Linked DNA regions of Homo sapiens: region 1 is linked to region 2. Evidence: chromatin loops called from intact Hi-C (ENCODE). Cell type or tissue: mammary epithelial cell. All regions are shown on one strand. Links, peaks and the distances in the headings refer to the core of each region. The heading gives the core; the rest is flanking DNA. Region 1 has its middle 6.5 kb from the start of CREM. Region 2 overlaps CCNY (cyclin Y).

Evidence for each region. Peaks named below come from ENCODE experiments on the same cell type or tissue, not always from the same donor. Only the 100,000 strongest peaks of a DNase experiment are listed, where the experiment ranks them.
Region 1: it touches region 2 in a loop (7-fold over the local background); 4 of 110 quality-filtered maps call a loop at or near these places.

What each region holds. Positions count from the first base shown.
Region 1 is chr10:35,118,933-35,121,854 of GRCh38, reverse strand. It overlaps a transcript of CUL2 not described here. Among named protein-coding and RNA genes, the nearest start is that of CREM, 6.5 kb to the left of the region's middle. In mammary epithelial cell, for the core only: a CTCF peak has its summit at 1,344 (motif pointing left); no DNase peak of the experiment used is centred there.
Region 2 is chr10:35,545,414-35,548,335 of GRCh38, reverse strand. All of the region lies in intron 7 of CCNY (cyclin Y), which reads right to left. Among named protein-coding and RNA genes, the nearest start is that of GJD4, 58 kb to the left of the region's middle. In mammary epithelial cell, for the core only: a CTCF peak has its summit at 1,420; a DNase peak (open chromatin) is centred at 1,275; H3K27ac peaks cover 2,387 bases.

The DNA of each region.
Region 1 (2,922 bases), core at 104-2,603, 430 kb after region 2:
TGCAGTCGTTAAACTAAACTAATTTTTATTTTTTTTTTTTTTTTTGAGACAGGGTCTTACTCTGTCACCTAGGCTGGAGTACAGTAGTGCGATCATGGTTCACTGTAGCCTCGACCTCCCGGGCTCAAGCAATCCTCCCACCTCAGCTGGCTAAGTAGCTGGAACTACAGACATGTGCCACCATGCCTCATTAAGGGAGAAGAAAGGCATGAGGAAAAGAGGAAGATTGTTATTGTCAATATATTTCATATTGGAAAAGGGCTCCATGCCACATTTTTGTTCTGTGGCCTTAGCGCCTCTCTCAGCCTAGTTTTCTTTAGCTGTAGAACAGGGATCCTAGTACTGCATAAAGTGTTTGTGAAGAAGAATACATTAGCTAATAACATAAAGGTTTTAATACAGTGCATATCATACAGCCTGGCCAACATGGCGAAACCCCATCTCTACTAAAAATACAAAAAATCAGCTGGGCGTGATGGTGTGCCTATAGTTGCTGCTACTTGGGAGGCTGAGGCAGGAGAATCAATTGAGCCTGTGAGGCGGGGGTTGCAGTGAGCTGAGATCGCGCCACAGCACTCCAGCCTGGGCGACAGAGTGAGTGAGACTCCATCCCAAAAAAATAAATAAATAAAGCCTATCTTCCGGCCAGAATATAAACTCCATGGATGGCATTTGTCTCAGTTAACACTCTTTCTCTAATAGCTCCTGAATTGCCTGCTAGAATCGCCTATAGGAAGACATGACATTATGGGGAATGCGTTAAGTAGCTCCCAACATGGTCATGTGCTCACACTAGGACTAAGATACTGTTATTAAATAAATCATGGAAAAATGAACTTAGAAAGGGATATGAAGGATTAGCCAGTAAGTCTCTATAAAACATAAGGGAATTATATCCATATTACCTTGTATATAAAATGCCTTATTTTTCAGCATTCTTTTTTTTGTTGTTTTTTTGAGACAGGATCTCTTACTCTATGGCCCAGGCTGGATTGCAGTGGCATGATCTTGGCTCGCTGCAGTCTCAACCTCCTGGGCTCAAGCAGTCCTCCCACTACAGCCTCCCGAGTAGCTGGGACTACGGGTGTGCATCACCATGCCAGGCTAATTTTTGTATTTTTCGTAGAGGGGGTTTCCACCATGTCACCCAGGCTGGTCTCGAACTCCTGAGCTCAAGCAATCTGCCTGCCTTGGCCTCTCAAATTGCTGAGATTTCACACGCATGAGCCCAGCCATTTTTCAGCACATTCTTTAGGCAATTTCCTTTCAGCATTTTAGAGTAGTAAGTACTCTAAGTAGAATTTACCAAGTTCTTGGTCTTCATAAATTGACAACCTCTTATTTTGTAGGTTATAGTGCCATCATGTGGATACTTTGTTTTCTTCAAATAAAATGTAACCTTTTTATAACAGAGACTAGAAAACCCAGCCATCCCAACACCCAGGTATGACAATTTATATTTTATGTTATTTATTTATTGAGAAAGGTCTCCCTCTGTCACCCAGGCTGGAGTGCAGTGGTGCAATCTCAGTTTACTGCAACCTCCACCTCCCAGGCTCAAGCGATCCTCCAACTCAGCCTCCTTAGTAGCTGAAATCATAAGCATGAGCCACTGTGCCCAGCCTGGCATGACAATTAATTTGGTATTTGTGTCTAAGCCTTTCTGTGTACAGATTCACTCAGGGACTTCTATATCTGAGTTTTTAGTATACAAAATTTGGAAATGATCATTTAAATGATAAAATAAATCTGAATACCATAGCTTGATAATACATGCAGTCCCCATAGATGATCAGTTTTCTCTCTTTCTGGATACTAGGCTGTGCAAAGAAATTGGGGCCAAACGTTTTTTTGCCATGTTCTGAAAAGGTAAGAATAAGAAATAAATATTAATGTGTGGAGCCAAAAGAGTAACCTCAGACTGGCTTAGGAGAGCAATATAGTCTGAGGAAAAGAGTTTCAAAAAATAACCTCCCTGAGCTGGGCAAGGTGGCCTGTGCCTATAATCTCAACACAGGTTGAGGTAGGAGGCCGAAGTGGGATGACTGCTTGAAGCCAGGAGTTCGAGATCAGCCTGGGCAACATAGTGAAATCCCATCTTTACCAAAAAAAAGAAAAATGAGCCAGATGTGGTAGCATGTCTGTAGTCCCAGCTAGGCGGAAGGCTGAGGCAGGAGGATCCCTTGGGTCTAGGAGTTTGCACCACTGGACTGTAACCTGGATAACAGAGTGAGACCCTGTCTCTATAAATAAATAAATAAATAAATAAATAAATAAATAAATAAATAAATAAAATTAATTTTAAAACCTCCCTAAAAATTATAGTATACCTAGATATGAGTACCAAAATATTTGTTTTAAAATCTGGGTGTGTTGATTTTCACAGAGAGCTAAAATTAGTCCATAACCCACTTAATATTAACTGACATCCACCAGAGATAAACATGGTAAAATTATATGGCTCAAGCAACTCCACAGTGCAAATGGAGATCCACAGAAATAGAGAGTTGGACCTTTAGAATTCTTTTTCTAACTTTGTTTAGTATTTACCTCCTTTTTAAGATAAAATAACTGAACCAATGAAAACAGGTACTTTGAAGCTGAAACTGAGCCTTACCTCCTCCAAGATTGAGAATGTGGTTGAAAATGTCCCTTGAATTTCCCAGTTACACAATTATTTAACAAACTTTGAATGTTATTTGTTCGGCTGCTATGTGTAGGTGAAGAAAATGTGAGCCAGAGAGACTCCATCCAATGTTAGATAAAAGGAACACGCAAGGAGCATTGGAAAACATCAACCTTTAAGGAGTAGGTCAGAAAAAAAGAACCAGCCAAGACATTTGGAAGTGTGGTGTGTGAGTGTGGATTGGCCAGCCTGTGCCTGGGGACCCCATTGTCCCCCTATTCTTTCCCTTTACCTCT
Region 2 (2,922 bases), core at 185-2,684:
CACAGCGAGATTCCGTCTCATAAAATATATATATATATATATACATAAATATATATATTTATATTTATGTATATATATATTTGTCCTTATTTTCTTAACATTTTCTTTTCTCTGGCTTACTTCATTGTAAGAATACAGTATAGCATACATATAACACGAAAAATAAATAATAATCAAATGTTTATGTTACAGGTAAGGCTTTCAGTCAACAGTAGGCTATTAAGTTTTGGGGGGTCAAAAGTTACATGTGGATTTTCAACTGTGCAGGGTTCCATGCCTCTAACCCTGGAGTTGTTCATGGGTCAAGTGGAGTAACATGTTTCAAATCCCAAAGGCAAATAGCCAATAAGCTGTAGTAAGAGGTTCTAAGTATACTGATAATAAAATGGAAAACCATTACAGGGAAAGACCACCTTGACCTTCCCAAATTAGTTGGGTGACCCTCTGCTTGCTCCCAATGCTGCATTTATCTCAGTAGTGTAAGGGCCTCTTCCCTGGATAGGAAGCCTGGATAAACCCTCATCTCATCCCCAGTATGTGCAGCATCTAGCCCAGGGGCCGGCAGAGCGTGCTCCCTGAATGCATCATGGGCATATGGGGTCCTGCAGGGACGACAAGGGACCGCATCCACACAGGGCTCCGGCAGGCTCTTGAAAGAGCTATGAAAGGGCAGATTTCCAGCCCAAAGGAAGTCAGCGGGACTACATACGAGTGATTCGCTAGTAAAACGACCACAAATAATGGCATTCAGGAAAGAGAACTGCATCGACAAGGTGTAGTGAATTAAGGGAAACTGAGTCCTTGGCTTGTGAGACAGGTGCAGTGGTGAACAACAAAGTTCAGAGGAGGCAGCTATGGGCACACGGGAAGCCAAAGAGACCTTCAAATAAGGCCCAGGAAGTCATGAAGCACGGCATTGTAACTGCACTGGAAAGGCCTTTGTGGGGGTTTCCAAGGGTCCTTCACTCAACAATAGCATTTGAGTGTGACAACTGTTGGTGGAAAAAAGAAAGTCACTCAAGAGAGCTGAATAACCTTATCAATTTTTGGAGATTTTCATTTTTAACGGCATTTATTATATTAAGTTTGAACAGAAAGAATAAGCTAATGTTTTAGATCATAATTGTCCTCTGTGTGAACATCGTAACTCTTCAGATAAAGATCTAGGTGAGGCTCAGTGGAATTCTAGCTGGCACTGATCTTAGGGCCCCAGGCTGCGTATTTTACAAAGGCTGATGACAAATCCTCTTACTCTCCAACAAAGAGACAACCAGAAAATGTGCAATACCACTGTGCTGAGAGCAGAAAACAGGGACTGGGCCTAAGTAAACCTCCAGATCATTAAAGCAGCAGAAAAAGAAGACTGTGACTCAATCTTCACCCAGATCCCAGAGATTCCACTCCTTTACAGACATGAGGCGCTGCAACCTCCCAAGCTCTCCGCAGAGGTCAGTGCTCACTGGCTCAATACAAAAAGCTGACTATGTTTTCTTCTGACTTTTAACTTACCTTAGTTGATGAATATTAATAACTATATTAGTAATATTTAAGAGAATACTTAATGTTTGGGAAAAAAACAAACAGTCATGAACCAGGTGTGATATTCCATTACGGCTAACTGAAGCAATCAGACAACACAATACATCCTGTAACAGAGGGAAAGCAGTTGCTATATTGGGAGATAAGGCATTCATGGTAAGCTAGACTTAAAAATATGTAATTTAGCAAAACTTGCCAATAAAACTATAGTCAAGGGTCAGCTGCAACTTCTTTAGTAAACTCCCACTTGGATATTTTAACTCTCTGCCAAGTAAAATAATACACGGTTGATTTTTCTAAACAATATCCCACGACCATTGCTAACAGGTCACTCTTACTCAGTTAAGTTTTCAGATTTAATTCATGAGAATGACTATCCTAAGAAGTCTCTCTGGAAACCACAGGTTAATGAGCAACTATGGAGCTACAAAGAGGCATCAGCTGACTGCACATCACAAAGCTGTTCAGAGGCATTTGGAGGGGATAAAACTTGTGGAATTGAGGATATATGCAAATGAGATCCCAATGATGCTGAAATTATTCCAATCCAATTTTAAAGAGTAATACTAGGCCGGTTAATTGTCTGAATCTGTACCAGATATAATTTCTTTCTGGACTTTAAATCTGCCGTCTTTCAGCTGTTTGGTTTGGATGATTAGAGCATGTTCCAATACGGCTGAGGTTGAAATCATACGGGTGAAGACTGTGAAGTGAGTTGGTAGCTTCACTCCATTCTCAATTACACCCTAATTCCAGAGTGCTGTCTCATAAACATACTATTTTGAGGGAATGGGGGTAGCTACCTAAACTCCCTGTATTCAGCAATGCTCCATAAATTATCACTTTTATGGCCAACAAAAATAATTTAAAAAAGTAATTATTATTTTCTGTTTATAAAATTTCTGCCAGTTTCACATTTGGATTCTTTTTTGTACCTGATGCTGGAAGATTTTCCAATAGCCTGGAATACACATTTATATTATTAATATAGGTTAATAAATTAATATAAAGTATAATCTTTACCCTAAACTACAGCAATAACCTCCTTGCTGGTATCCCTGGAGAGATCTTAATACAAATCTTACACGATTCTGTTGGTATCCTGTGGATATGGGTTACAGTGTGTCCCCTCTTCCAAAATGCATATGTTGAAGTCCTAACCCCAAGTGCCTCAGAATAAGGCCTTATTTGGAGACAAGGCCTTTACAGATGTAGTGGAGTTAAAACGAGGTCATTAGGGCAGGACCTAACACAATATGATTGGGGCCCTTACATAAAGGGGAAACTTGGAGACAGACATGCACACAGGAGAACGCTGCGTGAGCATGAGGCTGGGCACCCACACATTGTAATACGTCAGAGAGAGGCCTGGAGCAGAACCTT